2 separate regions of the Homo sapiens genome follow, and region 1 is linked to region 2. The links are chromatin loops, found by intact Hi-C in ENCODE. Cell type or tissue: PC-3. All regions are shown on one strand. Links, peaks and the distances in the headings refer to the core of each region. The heading gives the core; the rest is flanking DNA. Region 1 overlaps PRKAR2A (protein kinase cAMP-dependent type II regulatory subunit alpha). Region 2 overlaps ARIH2 (ariadne RBR E3 ubiquitin protein ligase 2).

Region 1 (8,335 bases), core at 314-8,313, 150 kb after region 2:
CTCTACTGTTTCTTCTCTACTTTGAAGGCCACACATTAAAAGAATGAGGCCAGGCATGGGGGCTCACGCCTGTAATCCCAGCACCCAGCACTTTGGGAGACTGAGGCAGGCAGATCATTTGAGGTCAGAAATTCAAGACCAGTCTGGCCAACATGGTGAAACCCCGTCTCTACTAAAAATACAAAATTTGGCAGGGCACGGTGGCTCACACCTGTAATTCCAGCACTTTGGGAGGCCGAAGTGGGCGGATCATGAGGTCAAGAGATGGAGACCATCCTGGCTAACATGGTGAAACCCCGTCTCTACTAAAAATACAAAAATTAGCTGGGCGTGGTGGCGCGCACCTGTAGTCTCAGCTACTCGGGAGGCTGAGGCAGGAGAATTGCTTGAACTGGGGAGGTGGAGGTTGCAGTGAGCTGAGATCATACCACTGAACTCCAGCCTTGGCGAGAGAATGAGATTCCATCTCAAAAAAGCTAAAAATTTAAAATTAAAAACATTTAAAAATTTAAAACCGCATGAATGGCTAAGGTGCTAGGCCTATTGAGGAGTCCCAGAATGTGCAGAGACAGGAAGGCTGGAATTAGATTTCCTCTGTTACCCAGCTCCTACCAAAAAGGCTTCTGAAGACATTTCCACAGCCCTCCTTAGGAATCTGGGCTGGTCAGATATGAGCTTACAATGCATCAGTCAAAGGAGTTAACTAACCTTGGTGTCTGTAAACCAGACTAATAACTGTGTGGTTTACAGTAATAGCCAGAGCTTTACTCAGAGCTTGTTAGTTTGAGACTGAATGAGACAAGGACCATGAGCTCAAGGAAAGGCTGGTTATGAGAAACAGTGGTCTGTGTTAGCTGTTTTCCCTGGAAGACCCATCCATGTAAATGGAAAAGGGGCTTGCTTCTTTATCTGTGAATAAAACCTCTTGTAAATTTTATACCATTAAAGTTACTATAAGGAAAGTTTCTATGTCAATCTAACAGTTTTCTTAGAGTTGGAGAATACCATTTGAGTGTTGAAAAGTTATAACTTGGACGGGCACGGTGGCTCATTCCTGTAATCCCAGCACTTTGGGAAGCCAAGGAGGGAGGATCATCTGAGGTCAAGAGTTTGAGACCAGCCTGGCCAACATGGTGAAACCCCATCTCTACTAAAAATACAAAAATTAGCCAGGCTTGGTGGCAGGTGCCTATAATCCCAGCTACTTGAGAGGCTGAGGCAGAAGAATCGCTTGAACCCAGGAGGCAGAGTTTGCAGTGAGCTAAGACCACACCATTGCACTACAGCCTGGGCAATAAGAGTGAAACTCTGTCTCATTAAATAAATACATAAATAAATAAATAAATAAATAAATAAATAAATAATTACTTTTCTCAATAATGTCTTTTTTCTGGTAGAGGATCCAGTCCAGGATCCCATGTTAGATTTAGCAGTTATTTCTTCTTAGTCTCCTCCAATCTGTGGCAGTTTTCAGTCTTTACTTGTCTTTCATAATCTTGACACTTTGAAGAGTACTAGTTAGTCATTCTATAGAATGTCTCTTCATTTGAGTTTGATGTTTCCTCATGATTTTGGAATATGGTTATATATTTTTGGCGAGACTACCACAGAAATTATATTGTGTCCCTCTGAAAGCATCATATCAAGGGGCCCATGATGTCAGTATGTCTTATTGCCAGCAATGTTAGTTCATTCCTTTTTATTGCTCAGTAGTATTTCATTGCTCAAAAATACCAATTTATCCATTTTTCTGTTAGCGAATACTTGGTCTATTTCTAGTTTTTAGCTATTATGATTAACACTATCAACATTTTGTACAAATCTTTTTGTGACCTTTTCCCCCAAGTTATCTTTTTTAAAAATTTTTTTTTATTTTTTATTTTTAGTAGAGATGGGGTTTCACCATGTTCGCCAGGATGGTCTCGATCTCCTGACCTCGTGATTCGCCCGCCTCTGCCTCCCAAAGTGCTGGGATTACAGGCATGAGCCACCGCGCCCGGCCCCCAAGTTATCTTGAGTAAAGTACCTGAGAGGAAGATTACTGAGTCATAGGATAGGTATATGTTTGACTTTGTAAAAAAATCTGCCAGATCAGCCGGGCGCGATGGCTCATGCCTGTAAACCCAGCACTTTGGGAGGCCGAGGCGGGCAGATCACCTGAAGTCAGGAGTACGGGACCAGCCTGGGCAACATGGTGAAACCTCCTCTCTACTAAAAATACAAAAATTAGCTGGGCATGGTGGCACACACCTGTAATCTCAGCTACTCGGGAGGCTGAGGCAGGAGAATCACTTGAACCTGGGAAGCAGAGGTTGCAGTGGGCCGAGATCATACCACTGCACTCCAGCCTGGGTGACAGAGCGAGACTCTGTCTCAAAAAAAAAAAAAACAAAAAAAAACCAAAAAACTGCCAGATATTTTTCATAGTAGTTTTACCAGTTTGCATTCCTGTCCACAACATATGAGATTTCAGGTTGCTTCATACCCTTACTAACATTTTATAGTGTCAGTATTTTTTCTGATTAGTATATTTGTTTCAAATTTTAAATTTATTTCCCAAATTTCTATTTTTAAATTTTCAAAATTACAGAAAATTCAAAAGAATAATAACATGAATACCCAGATGCCCTTTACTTAGACTGGCCAGTTGTTAACATTATACCACATTTGCTTTTTCTCTTGTGTGCAAGTTTATGTACAGAGAAAAAGAAAAGAGGAGTATATATAAAATGCTTTTCTTTTGTTCTGAGCCATTTATGACATCATGACCCTTCACCACTAAATATTTAGGATGTATTTTCCAGGAACAAGAATATTTTCTGGCTAGGCAAGGTAGCTCACGCCTGTAATCCCAGCACTTTGGGAAGCCGAGGCAGGTGGATCACTTGAAGTCAGGAGTTCAAGACCAGTCTGACCAACATGGTGAAACCCTGTCTCTACTAAAAATATAAAAATTAAGGCCGGGCCCGGTGGCTCACGCCTGTAATCCTAGCACTTTGGGAGGCCAAGGCGGGCGGATTACCTGAGGTCAGGAGTTCAAGACCAGCCTGGCCAACATGGTGAAACCCCGTCTCTACTAAAAATACAAAAATTAGCTGGGCATGGTGGCACATTCTGTAATCCCAGCTACTCAGCAGGCTGAGGCAGGAGAATTGCTTGAGCCCGGGAGGCAGAGGTTGCAGTGAGCCGAGATCGTGCAACTGCACACCGGCCTGGCCGACAGAGCGAGACTCTGTCTCAAAAAAAAAAAAAAAAAAAATTATCCAGGCCTGGTGGCATGCGCCTATAATCCCAGCTATTGGGGAGGCTGAGGCAGGAGAAATCGCTTGAACCCAGGAGGCAGAGGTTGCAGTGGACCAAGATCGCGCCACTGCACTCCAGCCTGGGTGACAAAGTGAGACTGTCTCAAAAAAAAAAAAAAAAGAATATTTTCCTATGTTAACACAATACCATTTAATAAACCCAAGAAATTTAATGTTGGTATAATATAAAATCACCTAACAACAGTCCATACTCAGATTTCCCGTTTTCCCAGTAAAGTTCTGTATAGCTTTTTGTTTTGTTTTTCAGTCCTGAATCACATACAATAAGTCTTCACCTAACATCATGAATCACATATAGTAAGTACTTCAACATTGTTGGTAGTCTTGGAAACTGCAACTTTAAGCAAAACAACCTATAATGAAACCTTTTTTTCCCCTCATCAGTGTTATAACTGTGTTATTTGAGGACCTTCTATACATTGTTTTGCTTAAAGTCACAGTTTTCAAGAACCTATCAACCACATTGAGGACTTACTGTATTTCATTTGGTTGTCATGTTGTTATTTTAGTCTCCTCTAACCTAGAAATGCTCCCTTTCCGCCCCTGTTATTCTATATCTCATGACACATGTGTTTGAAGAGTCCAGACTAGAAGAAGAAAAGTGACTCAGAACAAGCGGCTTCCAGCAGGCAACCCACAGGCTAGGTACAGATGTCTGTGTTTGGTCTGTATTGAACATGAAAATTTAAATTTATTGCCAGTGTTTAAATAGGAGATTTCTGGCAACACTGGGCTCACATTCCAGTCAGTGTGGGTAACACGTCAGTTGCAAGCCATCCTTTTTAGTATTTGTTAGCTTATACAGTATTCAACGCACGTGGAACTAAATACACTTTTTGGTGATACTCAATTATCTTGGTAGTACAGTCACTCTGATAGAACATAAAATCACATGGAATTATGCAGTCATAAAATTATTCTCTTTTCAGGTCTTCAGTCTACATTTCTCCAAAGAGAAAGTCTCTTTTTTTAATTGAACCTGGTATTCTTTAGTGACTTCCTAATAATTACTGATCTCCCTGACAGGGATGCTGGCCCCAGACTGAGACCATTGTTTCATTAGAATTTAATAGTATTATTTTCTTTTCATTATACTTATTGACATAGTTGATGTCTGGTTATGGCAGGCAATATTTGTAAGTAATTGTATGTGCTGTATGCAAATGAAGCAATATTAGCTGTCTTATAATATATCTCATTTATTGAGTATCTGTTGTTTCATAAATACTTTCCTAGGTTTTTTTCCTTTGGTCATAAAAATTGATGACCTGGAATCTTTGTTATACCCTTTTTACATATGAAGAAACTGGAGTTCACCGGACGTGGTGGCTCACGTCTGTAATCCTAGCACTTTGGGAAGCCAAGGTGGGTGGATTACATGAGGTCAGGAGTTCGAGACCAGCCTGGCCAACATGGCAAAACCCTGTCTCTACTAAAAATATAAAAATTTGCCAGGCGTGGTGGCACAGGCCTGTAGTCCCAGCTACTCAGGAGGCCGAGGCAGGAGAATCGCTTGAACTCGGGAGGTAGAGGTTGTGGTGAGCTGAGATCACACCACTGCACTCCAGCCTGTGTGACAGAGTGAGACTCCGTCTCCAGAACAAAAAAAAACAAACAAGATACTGAAGCTCAGTGAGGTTAAGTGACGTGTTTCGCTAGTCAAAAGTTGTGCTGTTCCAAAAGATAACCTCTAAGGCCATAGCAGCCCTTTAGATCTGATGCTCCTGTTAAGGTCAACAGCTGTAGGAAGGTGGGAGCATATGACTTTACACATGACATAGTGGAGCCATCAGGCAGGTGACAGTCATGTGGGTGTGGCTGGGAGAACATGGACCATAATTTAGATAATATTTTTGTGTAAATTTTGGGAAGCTTTTTCAAAACAATACTGCCTCAGAAGACTTGCCAGTTTGCTGTCTGCTGAGGTACATGGAGGTGCAAAGCTGAATGGTCCCAGGAAAGCATTTGTTTCAGACAACCTTTAGGTTTCTGCTTGAATGTGGGGACTTCTGTTACATAGTCACAAATTGAGATAATTATGGTCACTGCTTTTTTTCAGCATATGTAAAGGCTATTTTTTTCTTCTTGTGCATACCCTGCAGGAACAGCTTTCTCAAGTTCTCGATGCCATGTTTGAAAGGATAGTCAAAGCTGATGAGCATGTCATTGACCAAGGAGATGATGGAGACAACTTTTATGTCATAGAACGGTAGGAGATGGAGCTTTGAAATTGTGTGGCCACACTTAATCGGATTCATGACTCAGGGCAGATGCTTTATCCTATTCTGTATTCAGCCCAGAGAGGCTAAGGGCCAGGTGAACAAGCTTCCCAAAGCCTTGTGAGAGTCCACAGCTTGTCCCTCTCTACCAGTGCTGTCCTGAGTCCTCAGCACAACTCATATTTGAAGAGCAATCATTTAGAGTAGAAAGTCTCCTTTAGGCCAGGCGCAGTGGCTCATGCCTGTAATTGCAGCACTTTGGGAGGCCAAGGCCGGTGGATCGCTTGAGGTGAGGGGTTTGAGACCAGCCTGGCCAGTATGGTGAAACCCCGTATCTACTAAAAATACAAAAATTAGCCGGATGTGGCAGTGCATGCCTGTAATCCCAGCTGCTTGGGAGGCTGAGGCTGGAGAATCACTTGAACCTAGGAGGCTCACGCCTGTAATCCTAGCAAAGGTTGTTGCAGTGAGCTGAGACCCCGCCACTGCACTCCAGCCTGGACAACAGAGCAAGACTCCATCTCAAAAAAAAAAAAAGAAAGTCTCCTTTACAGTTAGTAAGGAGTGCAGGGTGTGCTTTATAAACATGTTATTTGCCAGTGTCAAGTGAATTGATTCCTTGAAGAATTAGCCATGGTACTATAGTCATTTGAATGTTTGTATTTGAGCCTGATTTTACTCATGAATACACTGCCCTGACCTTAACCCCTCTGGCTCAGATCTAAGTATTAGGAAAAGATTAAATATTTGGGCTTGACCTGCTCACCCTACTGTGTCCTAACCTCTTGAGTTTAGTATCCTCTGGCTGGTGGCAGTGAGGTGGGTGTCCTTCTGATCTCCTTAGTCCTGAAAGAAACACTCTCACTAGAGTTTAACACCAATAAGATATTGCTTCACCTGATATCTTCCATTAATTTAAAATAAAATGGTTTTTGGAGCTAGATAATAAAAAGGAAACAAAAATAGTTTTTTTATCTTAAAGTAATTTCAGAGTTACAGAAAAGTTAAATAGTGCAAAAAATTAATCATAGGCCTGGTGCGGTGGCTCATGCCTGTAATCCTAGCACTTTGAGAGGCCGAGGCAGGTGGATCTCTTGAGGTCCGGAGTTCGAAACCAGCCTGGCCAACGTGGTGAAACTCCCTCTACTTAAAAAATACAAAAATTGGCCAGTCGCAGTGGCTCATGCCTGTAATCCCAGCACTTTGGGAGGCTGAGGCGGGCAGATCACGAGGTCAGGAGTTCGAGACCAGCCTGGCCAACGTAGTGAAACTCCGTCTCTACTAAAAATACAAAAATTATCTGGGCATGGTGGCACGCGCCTGTAGTCCCAGCTACTCGGGAGGCTGAGGCAGGAGAATCGCTTGAACCTGGGAGGCAGAGGCTGCAGCAAGCTGAGATCGCCCCACTGCACACCAGCCTGGGCAACAGTGTGAGACTTTGTCTCAAAAAAAAATAAAAATAAAAAAGTAACCGGGCGTGGTGGTGTGCACCTGTAATAGCAGCTACTTGGGAGGCTGAGGCAGGAGAGTTGCTTGAACCTGGGAGGTGGAGGTTACAGTGAGCCAAGATAGCGCCACTGCACTCCAGCCTGGGTGATAGAGTGAGACTCAGTCTCAAAAAAAAAAAATTGTAAATACAGGTTCCCTAGGTTAGCGTTCTACTCCCTTTGCTTTATTAAGTTGTTGGCAAGGCTGGGCGTGGTGGCTCACACCTGTAATGCTAGCATTTTGGGAGGCTGAGGTGGGTGGATCACTTGAGGTCAGGAGTTCAAAACCAGCCTGGCCAACATGGTGAAACCCCAGCTCTACTAAAAATACAAAAAAAAAAAAAAAAAAAATTAGCCAGGCATGGTGGTGCACGCCTGTGGTCCCAGTTACTTGGAAGGCTGAGGCAGGAGAATCACTTGAACCCACAAGGCAGAGGCTGCAGTGAGCTGAGATTGTGCCATTACACTCCAGCCTGGGTGACAGAGTGAGACTTCGTCCCCACCACCAAAAGAAAAAAAAGTTGTTTTAAGTTGCACATATAATGCCCCTTTATCTCTGAATACCCCAGTGTGCATTTCCTAAAAAGGATATTCTCTTACTTTACTACAGAACAATTATAAAAAACACAAATTAACATTTATACAATACTACATCTAATGTATGCACCTTATTCAAATTTTTCTAATTATTCTCCTCATTTTTAAGATTCTTTTAATCTCCATCAAATAGCTGTACTAGATACATTGGTTGCCTTTCTTCTTGAGCCTTTTCTTATTTAGATTCTTGAACAGAAAATACTCTCCCTCCTTGAGTAACCTTTGGGTTCTTGCTACCTGTGACAAATTATTACACTCAGAGGAAATTTTTTTTTTTTTTTTTTTTTTTGAGACGGAGTCTTGCTCTGTCGCTCAGGCTGGAGTGCAGTGGCGCGATCTTGGCTCACTGCAAGCTCCGCCTCCCAGGTTCACACCATTCTCCTGCCTCAGCCTCCCGAGTAGCTGGGACTACAGGCGCCCGTCACCATGCCCGGCTAATTTTTTGTATTTTTAGTAGAGATGGAGTTTCACCACGTTGGTCAGGCTGGTCTCGAACTCCTGACCTCGTGATCTGCCCGCCTCAGCCTCCCAAAGTGCTGGGATTACAGGCGTGAGCCACCACCCTGTCCAAAGGAAATGTTTTCTTTACTCTAAATGCTGATTTAGGGTAAAGATGACATAAATAATATCTTCTCAGAGAAAAGACTTTTGTCTTCATCTTTTATGCTAATACTTCTTACACAGAAATTCTACAAGTAATGACAGAATA
Region 2 (8,335 bases), core at 159-8,158:
GTATTTATGACTAAAGATGCCATCAGTCATCTCTACATCATCAAAAAGGACAGCCTGGCCAACCTGGTGAAACCCCATTTCTCATCATCAAAAAGGACATAGAACCCATTTTTTTTTTTTTTTTTTTGAGACGGAGTCTGGCTCTGTCGCCCAGGCTGGAGTGCAGTGGCACAATCTCGGCTCACTGCAAGCTCCGCCTCCCAGGTTCACGCCATTCTCCTGCCTCAGCCTCCGGAGTAGCTGGGACTACAGGCGCCCGCCACTACGACCGGCTAATTTTTTGTATTTTTAGTAGAGACGGCGTTTCATTGTGTTGGCCAGGATGATCTTGATCTCCTGATCTCATGATCCACCCGCCCTGGCCTCCCAAAGTGCTGGGATTACACGTGTGAGCCACCGCGCCTGGCCAGGTTTATACCATCTTTATTTGGAGGTCAGCTGGCTTCATGAAAAAGTCCTTTGAAGAGAATGTCTTCTGTTTACAAATTGAAGCACACAGAAGTAGAGGTTTGGAGTCAAATTTTCAACTGTGCATTTATTGGCCTGGGCTTAGACATATTAAAAAGCAACACTTACTGAGAACATAACATAACCAGACATTTCTGCCAGGTGCTGTTAGGTAAAGAAAAAATATGGACCTCTATCTCAAAGAGTTTATATCCTAGTTTACAACTAATTGGCAAACACTGTAAGCACACACCAAGAAGAAGCACAGTGGTACAGAGGCAAGAGTGACAGACTCTGTCTGGGGATCAGGGAGGGATTCATGTAAACAAGGGGTAGAGGGTCAATCCTCTATTTCCGGGTTGGTGGATGGTGGTACCAACAATTAAGATAGAGAATCCAGGAAACCAAGCTTGATGGCATTAGAAAGATTTCTTGTAAAAAGAGGCAAGGTTATCTACAGACTCCTGGAAAGGATGGTGACAGAATTGAAGAGACTGTTAGCTTACCAGGAAAAGAAACTGCTAGTCAAAGAGAATAACTTTTCCAGATATAGACCACATTTTGTTCACAATTATAAGAACAGCTCTGTTTTCCTTTTAAAATCTCCAAACAAACCCCTTGCTCATCCTGCCTGTATTTTTCTCTATTTATGATCAATAACATGGTCATCACTGTGAAATCATTCATGTTTTTTTTTTTGAGACGGAGTCTCGCTGTGTTGCCCAGGCTGGAGTGCAGTGGTGCCATCTTGGCTCACCGCAAGCTCCACCTCCCGGGTTCACGCCATTCTCCTGCCTCAGCCTCCAGAGTAGCTGGGACTATAGGCGCCTGCCACCATGCCCGGCTAATTTTTTGTACTTTTAGTACAGACAGGGTTTCAACGTGTTAGCCAGATGGTCTCGATCTCCTGACCTCGTGATCCGCCCGCCTTGGCCTCTCAAAATGCTGGGATTACAGGCATGAGCCACAGCGCCCGGCCTGTTTTTGTTTTTTTGAGACAGAGTCTCGCTCTGTTGCCAAGGCTGGAGTGCAGTGGTGCAATCTTGGCTCACTGCAACCTCCGCTTCCCAGGTTCAAGCGATTCTCGTGCCTCAGCCTCCCAAGTAGCTGGAACTACAGGCATGCACCACCATGCCCAGCTAATTTTTGTATATTTAGTAGAGACAGGGTTTCACCATGTTAGCTAGCTGGTCTTGAACTCCTGACCTCAGGTGATCCGCCTGCCTTGGCCTCCCAAAGTACTGGGAATACAGGCATGAGCCACTGTGCCTGGTGGAAATCATTCATGTTTATAAAGATTTAAACTTTATAAAAGTTTAAAGTTTAGATAGAAAAGGAACTTCATGTTTGACAGTTCATGTCAGTTTAAGAAATAAAGTTAGAGGGCAGATACATTTCAGGAGGAGCAAAATACTCCTCATTCTGCACCTTTTTCAAATCTTTCCTACAATTCTTCCCTCTTTGGGGAAGACAAATCTAATCCTTCAAATTTTTCCTAGAGCAGCAAGGGCAAAGAAAAAAAAAAAGATAATTAGATTGGAGCAAGGCAAAATTAAAGTACGGAGGTGTCTCAATAACAAGAACCCCCAAAACAAGTAAACACTAAGTAGTGCTATTAACATAGGCATAAGACCAAACATTGCAGTCAACCACAAATACAGGTACAAACAAGCTATTATTTCCCTGTATCTTTTTCCCGGCTCCAATTCAAAGTTCATTTTGTGTTGTTTTTACTTTTCTTTTGGTGGGTCCCAGGAGAAGAGAACCAGAGGCTCTAGGGGAAGGTAAAATAATCCAAAGTATATGACCCAATATCATACGCACACTCAGACGCACCAGTCAGCAATACATTGCCCAGAACCATCCTCAATGTGTAGGCTCCTACCCTATGATTCAAGACACACAACCCTGAGAATGTGTTTTAAGGAACCAAGACAAATAACACTCCCATCCTTCCACTTTTGCCCCGCTTCTACCATGACCAAGCAAAATCGATTTGAACATTCATGTTCCAGGCACTTTATCTGCATTATCATCACATTTAATGTTGTGAAGGAGGTGTTATCATTATTTTACAGATGAGGAAACTCAAGCATAGAGATGCTGACAGACTTATCTGAGGTCATATTATATTAAATGGAAAAAATGGGACTGGAACCCAATCATCTGACCACTAGCCCAGACTCTGGACAAGGCCCAACAGACATAAAAGTCATATCCATAAAGACATTCACAACAATGTAACCAGTCCCCCAACAACTGTAATACATAGGTACTCACTTAAATGCCCAATGCAGAAAGCTTAAGCAAATTACAGTTCAAAAACAAGATGGCATGCTACACAGCCATTTAAAGTATTTATGAGGACAAAGTAAAAATGGGGAAATGTTTGAAATATACATGAAAAAAGCAGAATGCATAAAATACATATATCTACTGATTATTATAATGCAATGTCTACCAGGGCAGAGATTTTTGTCTGTTTTGTTTACAGTTATTTTTCCTGTTATGTGCCTGGCACAGGAACATAACAGGAGGCGTAGTAGGTTCTCAATAAATACCCAATATTGGTTGAATGAAATACTGAACAATAATGCTATGTATGAATATGGACAAGAGCTGAAGGATGATAAGCAAGCAAGAAAACTTATTTTAGGTTAATGAAAACATGAATGATATTATTTTCTTAAATACTGTAGTAACATCTTGACAAAAAAATTTATAAACTCAAGATTAAAATATAAATGTCAAAAAAAAACAAACACACACAAATACCGTATCACCCCTTGATTACACATGACTTCCATGTTTCCTGAGGTAGACAGAAAGCACAACAAAAAGACTAGAATGAAAGCTGGCCTTGAATCTGATGAAGAGCTTCTTTTCTGGAAGATGATGAGCATGTTTTGTATGGTATCAGGTACACAGCGATGACAATAACTTTTCTAAGCTGGCAAGACAAGGACATCTTTGCACCATTTGTATTTAGGCCATTCTCAATGTCACTCTGGACATTTCTCATCGCCTTTTAAAAATGAATTTACACATCAGTAAACACACCTCAGACTTCTGGACTAAAACACTGTGAAACATGTTAACAAACCTATTAACGGCCAGCTATTTGAAACGCAGGAATTTAACCTAAGTTCTACTTAGATAGAGGCATGCAAAGACAGCTCACATCAGATCACAAAAATAGAAATCAGAGGGCTGCTCAGCACACAAACACTCAGTGTAACCAGGCCCAGCTTGAAGATACTTTCCCATGAGTAGTAGCAACAATAATAACAACAACAACAACAAACCATTATTGGTCAATTAATGACTGTAAGTAAATAAAAATAGAATGATCTTAAAATTCAGCTATATCAGAATAAAAGAAAATTGATTTAATAATTAAAGTTTTCACCAGATACTTGTTATCTTTTAACTTGGCATTATATAAGTATTTAGTACCAATTAAGAAAATGGCTAAAATAATGTATTTTGTTGTTATGAACACCAATTGATCACGTTACAAGTGAAAAAGGCAAAAAAGCCAGGTTGTTTTGAACACAGGACTATAAAGACTTCGGCACTTAAGAGTCAGAAGCCCTGACAACTCATTACTATTCATCTACAGAGGGGAAAAATTATCCACAGCAGAATCTTAGAGAGATTTTCCAGTCACATTTTGCTAAAGAGCAAACACCAGATTTTTAAAAAAATTCACAAAAGAGTATGGCAGAATAGAGTGTTCTAGGAAATATTTTCATAGCTTTACTGCAGTTAATACAGCAATTCATAAAGCAAGAAGAAATGTAGTAAAAACATTTGTGATAATTGGCATATTTCTCCAATCCTATCTGGGGAACAGGCTTAAAAAGTGAGCAATAGGGACAGGCGCGGTGGCTCACACCTGTAATCCCAGCACGTTGGGAGGCTGAGGCGGGTGGATCATGAGGTCAGGAGATCGAGACCATCCTGGCAAACAAGGTGAAAGCCCGTCTCTACTAAAAATACAAAAAAATTTAGCCGGGTGTGGTGGCGGGCACCTGTAGTCCCAGCTACTTGGGAGGCTGAGGCAGGAGAATGGTATGAACCCGGTAGGCGGAGCTTGCAGTGAACCGAGATCGTGCCACTGCACTCCAGCCTGGGTGACACAGCGAGAGTCCGTCTCAACTAAAAAAAAAAAAAAAAAAAAAAGTGAGCAATATACTTCACTATGCCACACATGTGCTGAATAAGTTTTAAAAATCTATTTAAATACCTATTTAAAATCCTAGGCTCAGTGTGGTGGCTCACGCCTGTAACCCCAGCACTTTGGGAGGCTGAAGTGGGTGGATTGTCTGAACTCTGGAGTTTGAGACCAGCCTGGGTAACATGGCAAAACCCCGTCTCTACCAAAAACACACACACACACACACACACCCCCGGGCATGTGGTGCGCACCTGTGATCACACACACACACACACACACACACACACACACACACACACACACACACACACCCGGGCATGTGGTGCGCACCTGTGGTCCCAGCTATTTGGGAGGCTGAAGTAGGATTGTTTGAGCCTGGGAGTTGGAGGCTGCAGTTAGCCAACATCGTGCCACTGCACTCCAACCTGAGTGCCAGAGTGAGGCGCTGTCTCAAAAACAAAAAATCCTATTAAAAACCTATTCCTATAGTTTACAAAACCTATTCCTTTCCACCAACAGCAAAGATGCTTGAGGCTACAATCATAATATTCCTTTCTACCTATACATCTTTGACCCTCATTCCAGCCCAGAAGATAACCCTCCCACTCCCATGCCCATTGCCCTGTGGAGCCAGGACTTCTATAACCTGCATTGCCCTTCTACACCACCTTCAAGGTCCTCTGGCCTCAACACAAAGCTCAGGTAGCTCACTACACCTCCTGGACTAGATCTAGCTCAAAGTGGCCTATTTCTTTCCCCTCCTGAAGCAATGGGGTGGGTCCCTGAACAACATTCACTTCTCCTGCCCACACCCCTAACATGATGCTAAGATGAGGGCACTAGGAGAAAAAGACTCTTGACCCATCACAAACCAAAGCCAGCTCCACAGTCATGATCCTGCCTGGGCTTTGTCTGGGGCTCTGGCTGAGCCTCTTCCTGAGCAGCTTGTCAGCAAATATCTCAAGAGTTCCATGGAATGGTAATTAAAAGGACTCACTGAATAACTGAAAAAAATTATTGGCTAACTACTGCACATTTTGTAATAAAAATGCTTATGGTTACAAGAAGGACCTCTTTCATCTATAAAGACAAAATAATCTTTGTATAAGTCTCATATAAAAATACACTGTAGAAAAAGGTAACTTTGTTTTCTTTAAAGACTCATACATGATCACTAAAATTACTTATTCCCCAGAGATCCCCTCCTCCTACAACACAACACCTCACTTGGCAATCATTTCATCTCATTTGACTATTCCATTTGTGATTTGTGTAGGATAGTTCATTCTCAAATAATGCTTCTGTTTTGCCACTATTTGAATGCCAGCAGCTTCCCCACCACACTAACAGATAAGCATTTTCTCTGTTCTCTATCTTGAGCCCTTGATCTGATTTTCTGGGCACCTTCCTCTCTCAATAATGACTTTACTCATAGACTGGTCCCAGAACATATACAGGAAGTTACCCTCTGACATCAGGGCCCTCATTAAACTAAAAGCCCAGTGTCCCAGACAATTGTGATTTTTCTTTTTCTTTTTTAGACAGAGTCTTGCTCTGTCACCCAGGCTGGAGTACAGTGACACGATCTCAGCTCACTGCAAGCTCCGCCTCCTGGGTTCACGCCATTCTCCTGCCTCAGCCTCCTGAGTAGCTGGGACTACAGGTGCCCACCACCACGCCTGGCTAATTTTTTGTATTTTTAGTAAAGACAGGTTTTTCACTGTGTTAGCCAGGGCTCTCCTGACCTCGTGATCCACCTGCCTTGGCCTCCCAAAGTACTCGGATTACAGGCGTGAGCCACCGCACCCGGCTGAAAATTGTGATTTTTCTACTTAAGACACTTTACTCAGCTAACTCAGGAGGCTGAGGCAGGAGGATCACTTGAGGCCAGGAGTTTGAGATCAGCCTGGGCAACATAGTGAGATTCTGTATCTTAAAAAAAAATTTTTTTTGCAGCTTTTTGAGTCCACTTAAAAATTTTTTCTCTTTTTTTTTTTTGAGACAGAGTCTCACTCTGTTGCCCAGGCTGGAGTGCAGTGGTGCGATCTCATCTCACTGCAACCTCTGCCCGCGGGTTCACACCCATTCTCCTGCCTCAGCCTCCTGAGTAGCTGGGACCACAGGCATGTGTCACCACACCCGACTAATTTTTTGTTTGTATTTTTAGTAGAGATGGGGTTTCACCGTGTTAGCCAGGATGATCTTGATCTCCTGACCTCGTGATCCACCCGCCTCGGCCTCCCATAGTGCTGGGATTACAGGCGTGAGCCACTGCGCCTGGCCAAAATAAATTTTTGTTTAATTAGTTGCACGCACCTGTAGCCCCAGCTACTTGGGAGGCTGAGATGGGAGGATAGCTTGGAACCCAGGAGTTTGAGGGTACAGTGAGCTATGATCATGCTACTGCACTCCAGTTGTGAGACAGGGCAAGAGCTCATCTCTAAAAAAATTTTTTTTTAAATAATAATTTTTAAAAAGAGACTTCAAATCCCAAATGGCAGTAAAAGGCTTAATTTTATGCTATACTATAAATAATCCACATGCAACTGCCTGGACACAACAAAATGAGTACACAGACATGAGAATCAAGTGAAAAATTTAAGCCACTCCTCAAACTTGGATAGTTTTTACTCATAGACTAGAATTCGTAAGGCTATAATTTTCAATTACATACACACAACATTTTCTACAAGCCACAGAACTTAAATTACATTAAAAAATTAAATGTTTCAATATGCCACAGAATTGTGCAATCAGCACTACGACCAATGGGATATCAGTAGTGATCTGGGTGACTATCACTATCAATCACACTTTCAGAGACATGTGCAACAAGACAACCAGAGTAGCCGGAACACCATTGGGTAAACTAAGCACTTAAATTATTCCCTCTCATCCTCAAAAAATATTAATTACAAAAATAAAAACAGGCCAGGAGTGGTAGCTCATGCTTGTAGAGGAATTTGGGAGGCTGAGGTGGGAAGATGGCTTGAGGCCAGGAGTTTAAGACCTAGGCAACATAGCAAGACCCCATCTCTACCAAAAAAAAAATTTTTGTTGTTTTGAGATAAGGTCTTGCTCTGTAGCCCAAGCTGGAGTATAGTGGGGGCAATCTCAGCTCACTGCAACCTCCGCTCCCAGGCCCAAGTGATCCTCCCACCTCAGCCTCCTGAGTAGCTGGGACTACAGGAACATGCTAGCACGCTCAGCTAATTTTTGTATTTAAAATATAATTTTAAAAATATAAGTAAATAAAAACAATGCTAGCTTGTATCTTGCCTCAAAGAAAAAACTTTGTATATGATTCCTTCTCCTTTACTCTTAAGCAAGCTGCTTTTCTGTCCAGTCTCTTTGGTCAAGTTTCTGAATCACTTAAAACACCAGAGTCCCTTTAGGTACAGTCAACCCAACCAAAAGAGCCACAACCTTTTTTTGCCCAGCCCCAGAAAGTAAATGGTGTTAACATATTTCTCAGTGAAGTGCAGAAGGGAAAAAATAAACTCTCAACATCTAAATTTTTGTGGATTATTTTCCTCTTTGCTCCATTTTCTCTTTAACCCTTTCATACTGTTTCAACTCTCTTCCTTCTCTTATTTATTCCCTCATCTCTGCTACAAGTTCTTTTTGCTCTTACTCTTCTCAGTCTTAAAGGCCAGAACAATGCCCTTTCATTTCATTTCCAACAGGAAACAAAATGTATCAGGGACT

What was found. Peaks named below come from ENCODE experiments on the same cell type or tissue, not always from the same donor. Only the 100,000 strongest peaks of a DNase experiment are listed, where the experiment ranks them.
Region 1: a loop joins it to region 2, with 2.2 times the contacts of the local background. A loop is called at or near these places in 1 of 110 quality-filtered maps.

The regions. Positions count from the first base shown.
Region 1 is chr3:48,780,183-48,788,517 of GRCh38, reverse strand. PRKAR2A (protein kinase cAMP-dependent type II regulatory subunit alpha) reads left to right here. Exons shown (of 11, transcript NM_004157.4): 5 at 5,426-5,532. Among named protein-coding and RNA genes, the nearest start is that of PRKAR2A, 64 kb to the left of the region's middle. In PC-3, for the core only: no CTCF peak of the experiment used is centred there; a DNase peak (open chromatin) is centred at 3,917; H3K27ac peaks cover 1,572 bases.
Region 2 is chr3:48,929,839-48,938,173 of GRCh38, reverse strand. The region is part of intron 3 of ARIH2 (ariadne RBR E3 ubiquitin protein ligase 2); the gene reads right to left. Among named protein-coding and RNA genes, the nearest start is that of ARIH2OS, 15 kb to the right of the region's middle. In PC-3, for the core only: a CTCF peak has its summit at 5,085; no DNase peak of the experiment used is centred there.